2 separate regions of the Homo sapiens genome follow, and region 2 is linked to region 1. A link is an interaction called in ENCODE POLR2A ChIA-PET data of the cell type or tissue named here. Cell type or tissue: MCF 10A. All regions are shown on one strand. Each heading gives the region's core, and the rest is flanking DNA. Links, peaks and the distances in the headings are about the cores only. Region 1 overlaps CORO2B (coronin 2B). Region 2 overlaps ITGA11 (integrin subunit alpha 11).

Region 1 (5,374 bases), core at 1-5,000:
AAAGCTGTGGTCTGGCAGCTGCAGCTGAGCCCATGTAGACCCCCTCACTCCCATTCACTCCCAAGGCCCTGTTTCATGAGGTGCTATGCCCAAGGGCATGTGATTTTGACAAGAAGATGATAAAGGCCCTGGGGTCTTGTCACATGGCATCTGTTCCTGGAGTCCTGGTCTGACCTCTCTTAGAAAGGAGTGAAAAATGAGAGCTAAGAGGGCATCTTTTTTTTTTTTTTTTTTGAGATAGGGTCTCACTCTGTCACCCAGGCTGGAGTGTAGTAACACAATCTTAGCTCACTGCAACCTCAAATTTCTGGGCTCAAGCAATCCTCTCACCTCAGCGTCCCAAGTAGCTGGGACCACAAGCACGCATCACTGCACCTGGCTGATTTTTAAATTTTTTGTAGAGATGGGTTCTCGCTATGTCACCCAGGCTGGTCTCAAACTCCTGGCTTCAAGAGATCCTGCCACCTCGGTCTCCTGAAGTGTTGGGATCACAGGCATGAGCCACCGTGCCTGGCCCAAAGAAGCTCTTTACAAAAAAGACTTTGAGGCAGGTTCCATGTCCTCTCCAGTGGAATCTGGGTGTGGAAGTGACCCTATGTGACTTCTGAGGCTAGGTCATAAGGGATCTTACATTCTTCCTTGTTTGTTGGAACACTTGCTCCTGGAGCCCCAAGTCATCATGTAAAATATCTGACTACTCTGAGGCGGCCATGCCATGAGGAAGCTCAAGCCATGTGGAGACACCATGTGTAGATGCTCCAGTCAACAGTCCCAGCCCAGTCCAGCCTTCAAGTCATCCCAGTCCAGGCACCAAACATGAGTGTGAAGGCACTTCCAGATGATTCTCAGATGTCACCCTAGTCATTTAGGTCTTCCTAGCAGAGACCCCAGACATGGTGGAACAGAGACAAACTATCCCCTCTGTGCCTGGCCCACAAAATCCTTGAGGCCCCTTGCTAACCCCTCCACCTACTTCAAAAGCCCAATATCTATCTCGAGCTTGGTGAGCCAGGGAGAAAACCAGGGGAGACTCAAGATGTTTGGAGAAGGCTCCTTCTTGTAGTGCCCTCCAGCTTTGGGTGTGAAGGCTCTGATCAGCTGGCTTGCCCCTTTCCTGGTTCCGAGTCAATCCACAGTCAATGGAGGATATATTGAGCACCTACGAAGTGCCTGCCCTGTGAAACAGCTCCAGGGGTCCCGTAATGTCTTCCATGTCCACCCCTCCATGCTCAAGAAACTCATCCTCTATCTGGGGCCATCAGAAGCTGACCAAAGATATCAGAGGAAACATAACTCCGTGTTCAGTTATGCTCTGGATTTTTCTGTGCCTGTCCCAGTTTCAAATACTCTGCCCCCACTCTACCCATGAGCTAGCAAAATATCCTCATCCTTTCAATGTTTCTGTATCCAAACTGTATTTTCTACACAGCCTCTTCCACTCAGAAGCAGCTCAAAAATTCTCTCAGGCCATGTGCCAGAATTTGGGGTATGGAAAATGTTTACTTTAAGGAAAGCGCCTGACCAACAACTGTACCATTCAGTGTAGCAGGACGGTACTTACATGTGCTATAAGTCATGCTGCCCACATGTAAGGCCCTATGCTGGGGAACACAGGGACCATGAGTGCAGTCCTAGATTCACTGGAATTATCCAGGGAGCTTGGAATAAATGCTGATGCCCAACCACAGCCCAGAGGCCATGATTCACTGGCCTGGAGGGATCTCCAGGTGATTCTAATATGCTTGCTTGGCTAAGCCCCACCACCCTAACTCCCTTTGCCTGAGGTCATTCATGCTTAGGGCTTTAAACACTATCTACAGGCTGATGGCTCCAAAATTCCCACTCCTGGTCTAGGCCTCTTTTTTGACCATTGGACCCTCCTTTTGGATTCTTGCAGTCACCTTTGACCTAACATGGTAGAGCTAAACTACTGGTCTTCTCCCCACCCCAATCTGCTTCTCTGCCACCATGACTTTCAGTAAACGAGGCTTCACCCACCCAGCTGCTCACCCTCAAAACCCAAGAGCCGGCCGGGCGCTGTGGCTCACTGCTATAATCCCAGCACTTTGGGAGGTCAAGGTGGGCGAATCACAAGTTCAGGAGTTTGAGACCTGCCTGACCAACATGGTGAAACCCCCGTCTCTACTAAAAATACAAAAATTAGCTGAGTGTGGTGGCGGGTGCCTGTAATCACAGATACTCAGGAGGCCAAGGCAGGAGAATTGCTTGAACCCGGGAGGTGGAGGTTGCAGTGAGCTGAGATATTGCGCCACTGCACTCCCGCCTGGGCGACACAGCGAGACTCCATCTCAAAAAAAAAAAAAAAAAAAAAAAAAAAAACCCAAGAGCCCTCTGTGACTCCTCCCAGCCCACTTCTAGGTCCTGTCCATTCTCCCTTCACTTTCCAGTCTTGAAGCATCTGTACTTTCCAAATAATTTTTACACAGTTACAATCATGATATGCATAAAACTTTATGTCCCACCTTTTTCACTTAGCACGAATATTTTCCCACACTGCCATATCATTTTGGTATTATAATTTTTAACGGCTGCAGAATATTCCATTGAATCAATGCTTCCTAATTTATTCAGCCAGTCTCATACCATTAGGCCTTTATTTTGTTCCCAATGTTTCATTGTTATAAATAATGCCGTGATGAGCATCTTGATGCATAGAGTTTTTCCCCGCCTTTGGATTATTTCCTTTGGACAGGTTCCCAGAAGCGGGATTACTAGGTCACAGGATATGGACATTTTTATGGCTTGTGGTGTCTGTTGCCAAATTGCTCTCCAAATGGGTGATCCCACTTTACTTTATGTGTCTTTGATAATGGCTTATACAACTTTGGACGACACTGCCATAGGACCCAGGACAGTGCTAAGCAGCTGGGAGATTGAAGTTTTTCTTTTCAAAACTTCTTTTTTTTTTTTTTTCCTTGAGACGGAGTCTCGCTCTGTTGCCCAGACTGGAGTGTAGTGGCATGATCTCAGCTCACCACAACCTCTGCCTCCCAGGTTCAAGCGATTCTCCTGCCTCAGTCTCCTGAGTAGCTGGGATTACAGGTGTGTGCCACCATGCCTGGCTAATTTTTGTGTTTTTAGTAGACACAGGGTTTCACTATGTTGGCCAGATTGGTCTTGAACTCCTGACCTCGTGATCAGCCCGCCTTGGCCTCCCAAAGTGCTGGAATTACAGGCGTGAGCCACCATGCCCAGCCTCAAAACTTCTTAACAGCTTGCTTAATTTTCTCCTAATTATTAAAGTAAAAAATGCACAATCTAGAAAGGCAAACAGAAAAGTATAACCATGTAAACAAACGCACCCATAATCCCATCTTTCCATAGGTTCTCAGAAGGTGTGATTTCTGATTGTTGGAATGCTGGGATGAGGAATTGGGGCTGAATTTACACAGAAGGGAGGTTTTTTTTTTTAAATCACAACTTATACATAGAGAGGACTCCAGCCTTTCCAGAGTGGTCCTCTGGGGAGGACACACACATATTCTAGCCATGCTGCTGAGATAAAGTCGCCTTTTAAAAAAAAAACCACACCTTTTTAATTTCCTGGTATGAAATTCTGCTTAGGACTGGCAAGGCATTCTTAGGGCTATCCTCAGTGATGGCAATCTTTGCCCTTGTTAATAGGGTTCCTCTCCTCAGCCATAATCCCAAATCATTCAGGAACACACTTGTTCTGCTCGTGGTAGGAAAGGCGGTTTGGGGGTGGGGGCTGACCATGAAGAATGGAACCAATTTCCTGATGGTAGAAGCTGCTACTGAGAGCTGCTCTCAGGAAGGTCCCAAAAACTCTGAGCAATGCTGGAGCCCTGGAGTATGCGTCAAGGGAAGGGGGTGCCCAGAGTGACAATACTGACAAGCGAACGTGATAAGAACGACGAGGGGCGGCTCATGCCTGTGGAGTGCTGACTGTGTGCCGGGCTCTGTGCCAAATGCTTTCTGTGTATGAAATACACTCAGTGCTCACAACGCTTCTATGGGGTAAGAATTTGGACCCCAGCAGTCTTGACTCCACAGCCTGGGCTCTTATGCTGAACCTCCTGGTGCACATGTTCTAGTATGAGCCTCTGAAGGAGACCAGCTGCCCTTCTGAATTCTACAACATGGCACTCTTCCCCATGTTCTGCCCCTTGAGCTCCAAACTCAGATCCAGCATCCCCTATGTATTAGCCTGCTCAGGCTGCCATAACAGAATGCCACAGGCTGGGGGCTTAAACAACAGATATTTATTTCGTACAGTTCTGGAGGCTGTAAGTCCAACATCAAGGTCCAGCAGGGTTGGTTTCTGGTGAGGCCTCTCTTCCTGGTTTGCAGACGGCCGTCTTCTTGCTGTGTCCTCTGTGCAGATGCGGAGAGAGTGAGCTCTCTGGTGTCTATTTTCTTATAAGGACACCAGTCCTACTGGGCCAGGGCTCTGCCTTTATGACCTCATTTACCCTGAATTATCTCTTTAAAGGCCCTGTCTCCAAACACACTGGGGGTTAGGGCTTCAACATATGAATTAGGGGGATACAATTCAGCCCACAGCACCATGTCACCCTAACTCTGCCCTAAACACATGGACTCCTTGACATCTGCTGATGACCTCGCACTGTTGCTGCAGTTTGTCCTCCACGAAGGCTCCTCTGTCTCAGGCCTCACACTAGTATGATTAGCAAGTGTGTTTTTTTAAGATAATAATTATTTGGAGGTTACAGGCCAACTTTCGCTCATCTGTGCATACCCTCCCATCCATCCACTCGTTCATTCATTCAATTCATTTATTTGTTTGACAACACAGTCATCCAGCAACTAGTTTAGTAAGCACCTACTGCGACCACGTACTGTGTTAGCCCTGGGACTTCCATGGCGTGTAAGACACAGTGGACAATTCTGCATCCTAATTCCAGCCAACCTACCCACTTCTCTCTCCATCTGTCTTACTCTCTCACCCCAGGCAACCAATGTCTCTCACCTCCTATCCTAACAGACCGTTGACAGACCCATCCTTGAGCAGGGGGCTCTTTGACACCTTCCTGCTCAGGGGAAACAGATGGTGTTAAGCCAGTGTGGAAGCTGTTTCTAGGCAAGGGATTGCAAAGCTGTGTGTCCACCCCCTGCCCCAAGAAAACAAAATTATATATATCCCAACCAGGGAAACACGTGTGCTTGCAAGATTCGTACAGGCAGTCCCTCTTTTCCCAGGAAACAGGCTTGCTTCCACGAGACATTTTTATTAGAAAACAGAGAGGAATTGCTTCTTAGTGTTCTCAGGAAGAAAGTGGGTGTTGCACATTGCACAGAACCTCCTTCACTGATGTAGAGAACTATGAAACTGGCAGTCACACCTCACATCTATCATCCCTACCTCAAGGGG
Region 2 (5,367 bases), core at 1-5,000, 310 kb after region 1:
AGATTCTGTTATTCGAGCCCAGCCTTAGAAGGGCTTGATGTGGAGCAAAAGGTGAAAATGGTGAAACTAAAATTTGAGTATCAAAACCCATTGCCTTCTAATAGAATCAGAAGGAAATGTTGCTAAATCATATTCCATTTCCGTCATCACTCTTATGAATGGGGTAACCTGGCTAAATGAGAATTAATGAACCCACACTCATAAGTTTTCATTGACTTAGCACCAAGTCGTCCATCAAATATCATCAGATCTGAGAATGCTCTTATGGATATCTGATTTTTAGAGGCTGGCATTCATATTTTTAAAAACTGCCACCTGTGACCACACTGCAGGCCAAACAGAATGTACCTGCTGGTCAGATGCAGCCCAGAGGTCACTGAATTGCAACCTCTGGACTCTCGGTCAGAGGCAAGCAGCCCTTATTCCAGAACTCCACAGTCCTTCACACCCTTCCCCAGACCTACACCAAGACCAACTAAGTGGTCAAAAGGTGGACAAACTGAGAGTTGTATCAAGGCCCTTAGCCTCTCAATTTGTTATCAAGTTTCCCTTTCTGAATCTATTTACCCTGAAGTATAAATACCCAAGATGAGCCTTAAGAGTGCCTGGTAGAGCAAACAAAGATGCATCTTATAGGGAGCAAAGTCTATGCTAACGCAGTGTTTCTCAATCCTGGCTGCACCTTTGAACCACGGGAGCTTTAAAAGTGACCACTGCAAGGGCCCTACCCACTATGGATCCCAATTTCATTGGTTGGGAGAGGGGCCAAGTTTGTTTCCAACTTCCCCAGATGACTCTAATGGCTGAGAGTTGCAATCAACAGGTAAGTGAATATCCAGGCTGTAAGATGAAGAAAGAGGGGGTTGTGCCCAAGCCCACTGTGCCTCATAAAGCAGATGATCTCTGCAGCGCTGCGCTTCTCAAAGAGTGGTCCCAGGACTGCCTCAGTCAGACCACAGACTCCTAAGTTCCTCCTCAGACTTCATGGATCCAAGCTCTGTGAGGTAATTCTAAGCACATTAAACTTGTAGAACAGCCATCTGGATTTAATATTACATAATAGCTATAATATTCTGCTATTCTCTAATCTTCAATGTCAGTTTCTTAAACTGTCAGGCCTGTCTTTAGATGCCCTTCAACTGTGCTGGGGACTATCTTGATGGCAGCCAGCAAAGAAAATCAGCAAAAACCCCAGTGGAGTTTCTGGGTTTTACTTTTGTTAAGGAAGGTGATGGTTTCTTGACATGACAGGTATCTAGGTGGAAAGGGCAAAGTGCTAATGCAAACACAATGGAGACACTATGGAATAGCTCTGCCTAGGGACATGTGGAAGAGCTTCTAGGAGACAGTGTGGACCTTTCCATCCCTAGAGGTCTTCACAAGATAAATTCCTACCTCCGTCAGTATTCAAAAGGTTTTAGCATCAATACTGTCTGAGAATAAGACATTAGACTTGAGTCAGTCCCCTGGCTTCAATCCCAGGATGCCAAGCAGCCTCTAATGGAGACCGCTGGCTTAATCGTGCTCCTTTCCTGGCATAACAACTCACTGCACCCATGCCTCACCACCACGAAGCAGTCTCCTCACCACCCAAATGTGCCTTGGGTGACTTAAATACAGCCATTAGTATGAATGGTCCCCTGTTTTTATTCAACACCACACCAGTCTTTGCTTTTACCTTCGGCTAATGTGGTTCCAGCCTTTTATCCTGCACTCCTTCTTATAATTTAAAAAAAAAAAAAACTCCCCTACTATCTTTATGTTAATATTAACATCAACTAGGTTCTTCTCAAAGGACAGCCAGGCCTAACTGGCCACGTTAAAATCTGCACAGTGCTTTTGTGTCACTGTCTATTCTATTAGTTTCAACATCATGCTAAAATAGGACAGCATGTTCCAAAACTGAAACTGAAACAGGAACGGAGCCTTGCTGATTTAGCATGAGGAGGGAATTGTAAGCCTTGCACCTGGACACTAAAACTTTTCAATAAGATGTATGCTAAGCCGTACCTAGCAAACTTACCAGGTCCAAAGTAGAGTACAAGCAGAAAGTTATTTTTAAAGGATGGGCACTATCCTTGAGGGACTTACCCTTTCTAATCAGCTTTGCATGGTTTGTTTTGAGACAGTGTCTCACTCTGTTGCCCAGGCTAGAGTGCAGCGGCACCATCACAGCTCACGGCAGCCTCTGCCTCCCGGGCTCAAGCAATCCCACCTCAGTTTCCCAAGTAGCTGGGACTACAGGCACACACCACACTCAGCTAATTTTAGTATTTTTTGTAGAGACAGGGTCTCGCCATGTTGCCCAGGCTGGTCTCAAACTCCTGGATTATCTCCCTGGCCCTGCATTAAAAAAGATGTGCAACAACTTAGTGATGTGTCTGAAATGTTTTCAGAAGGTGGCCCAAGTCAGAGTCAAAAAATTTTTTTATTTGGAAAATTAGAGGAAATACAGAAAATCAAATTTCAAATAGATGCATCTAAATGGAGAACAAGCTTATCAAGGACAGAGTCCATCTTTCTTATTTTTATTTTTGAGACAGGGTCTTGCTCTGTCACCCAGGCTAGAGTGCAGCGGCACAATCACAGCTCCCTGCAGCCTCGACCTCCTGGACTTCAGTGATCCTCCCACCTCAGCCTCTTGAGTAGCTGGGACTACAGACATGCACCACCATGCCCAGCTAATTTTTTTTTTAATTTTGTGCAGAGAGGGGGTCTCACTTTGTTGCCCACACTGGTCTCTCTTATTTTTGTATGCATATCTGTGGTGCAGTGCCTGAAATACAGTAGGTGTTCAATAAGCGCCAACATGCAAGAGTATCTTGCCATTGATTAAGGCAAAAGCAAAACCCCAGTCCGCCCCTCTGATGGACTGAGCACACCAAATTTCTAAAGCACAGGCAAATTAGAAAATATAATTTTGTCTAAACTTGCCAACAAGCTAAGGTTTTGTGAACCACCTAAAATTTGCCTCTCTCATACTGAAATTTTCTAGGTCAAGTATCTGAAGGAATACACTACTGCCAGTATTTTCTTTGGTGATCTGTCATATACAGCAGACATTACTTGAAACAAAGAAAAAAATGTTTTAAAACCTGTCTGGATGATTTCCGCAGTCTCACTAGGTTATTGCAGCCAGGGAGTGACCTAGCAGAGATCTGAAGGTGAGCTTCCCTAGTACTGGCATCTCACAGTGAAAGAGCACTGTTCAGTGGGTCAAGAGACCCAGAGCCTACTCTCAGTTACGACACACATAGTCCTTGTGTGGCCTTTCTGGGCTTGTGTCCTGAACTATAAAATGAGAGGGTGGCACTAAATGTTTTTTTCAGATCTCTATAGAGGCTGGAATGGCCACAGAGAATCTAAATTTGAAAACAAACATGTCCTGAGGGTGTGCTCCAATACCACCCTTTAATACTCTCCTGAGATGTGAAGGCTGGAAATGAGAATGCCATATTATTGTTACTTGCAAACGATTAGTGTATCTGGGACATCCAAAAGAAGTAACTGAAAATTTATTTCTTTAAAAACAAAAAAAACCATTACAGTGCTTTTGTAAAAACATTAATATTTAGAAGTACGTAGTGGTAATAAAAGGAAAATAGTTGTAAGACCTTCATTAAAAAGAAAAACCTAAAAAAAAAAACAAAACAAAACTCTGGATACAGGTGTATGATTTACCTAACCAGACATAGCTTTCTTTTGGATAAAAAAAAAAAAAAAAAAAAAGCTCAGAAGTGCAGAACTGTACAGATGTCCCTAAATCTATTAATTCAATGCTAAACGAAATAATCTCTTAACATGATAAAATTACACCAAACTTCATCTGGAAAAATAAACACGTAATAATGAAAAAAGTTAGCCACTCCCACCTCCCCACTTAAAAAAGACAAATGAAGAAATACTAGTCCAAGGCCAGGTGTGGTGGCTCACATCTGTAATCCCAACACTTTGAGAGGCTGAGGTGGGAGGACTGCTTGAACCCAGGAGTTCAAGACCAGCCTAGGCATCATGGCAAAACCCCATCTCTACAAAAAATACCAAAATAAAAAGAATTAGCTGGGCATGGTGGCACATACCTGTAGTCCCAGCTACTTGGGAGGCTGAGGTGAGAGGATCACTTGAGCCCGGAAGATCAAGGCGACAGTAAGCCATGATGGCACCACTGCACTCCAGCCTGGGTGACAGAATGAAACCCTGTCTCAAAAAACAAACAAACAAAAACCAAACAAATTATAGGAAAATCAACATTTTAAACCAAAGAAGAGAAGGAGAAAGAAGGGAAGGGAAGCCATAAAAGTGTCTTTTTCAAATAGATCATGGGGGAAAAAAAAAAAAAGTATGACTTGGAATAGAGACAGCCTTACAAGCAGGATCTAAAACTCAGAATCCATTTTTTTAAATTGTGATAAATTTGACTATAGAAAAATGTAAACTTTGGATACAAAAGTACCATATTTAAAGTAAATAAGCTACAACTATTACATGACAGAGAAAATGTCCTCAAACTTCTAAGGAACTTCTAACAAGTAGAAAAAAAACACACACAACCCCAAAGCAAACACCAATAGTCAATAAATATATGAAAGTGTTCAATGTTACTCATAATAAAGGCATACAAATCAAACCATGAAATGCTATTTTTCATTAATCACAACTTTGCAAAAATTAAATGATTAGATCTGATGTCAATAAAGATGTAGAGAGATGGAAGGCAATTTGATAACTTCTGTCAAGATTTTAAGTAGTCACTAAACCAAGTTCCAGTACTAGGAATGAATTTGTCCTTTAAGTATGGTACTTAAGGATGTTGACTGCAGCATTATTTGAAATATCAAAAACTGAAAATCTAAAAGTCCATCAATAAAATCTAGTTAAATACATTTTCAATCCATCAACAGAATTAATTGCTATGAAGTTGTTTTAAAAACCTATACATATAGAAATGGAAAATGCCTAAGATATATTACATGAAAAAGATAAGATACAGAATAGCGTTGCAAAGGTAGAAGTTCATTTGCATTTTAAAAACTGAAAAGGAGAAATAATACATATGTGCACAGAAACATTCTGGGAAGCTACTCAAAAAACTATTAATAGTGATTGTCTCTGCAGAGTCCAAATAGGAGGCGGGGAGAGATGAAAAGGGAACTTTTAAAATATATATTTGAATTTTTCTTTACTACGTGAATTTTTTCCCATGCACATATATAACTTTGACAACTTTAAGGCACTCAACAAAAGAACATCGCAACTAAGGCACACTGAATAATTAATAAAGACACAAACCTCAAAGTAGTTTTTTTCAAACATTTACTGAACACAAACACCATTTTTTCCTTTTACACAGCAAGATTGTTAGTTTCA

What was found. Peaks named below come from ENCODE experiments on the same cell type or tissue, not always from the same donor. Only the 100,000 strongest peaks of a DNase experiment are listed, where the experiment ranks them.
Region 2: POLR2A ChIA-PET joins it to region 1 with 5 read pairs; 2 of 35 experiments call an interaction of 5 or more read pairs at or near these places.

What each region holds. Positions count from the first base shown.
Region 1 is chr15:68,602,678-68,608,051 of GRCh38, reverse strand. The region is part of intron 1 of CORO2B (coronin 2B); the gene reads right to left. Among named protein-coding and RNA genes, the nearest start is that of CORO2B, 26 kb to the right of the region's middle. In MCF 10A, for the core only: no CTCF peak of the experiment used is centred there; a DNase peak (open chromatin) is centred at 2,721.
Region 2 is chr15:68,295,795-68,301,161 of GRCh38, reverse strand. ITGA11 (integrin subunit alpha 11) reads left to right here. Exons shown (of 30, transcript NM_001004439.2): 30 at 1-4,630. It overlaps FEM1B (fem-1 homolog B), which reads right to left. Exons shown (of 2, transcript NM_015322.5): 2 at 5,300-5,367. Among named protein-coding and RNA genes, the nearest start is that of FEM1B, 21 kb to the right of the region's middle. In MCF 10A, for the core only: no CTCF peak of the experiment used is centred there; no DNase peak of the experiment used is centred there.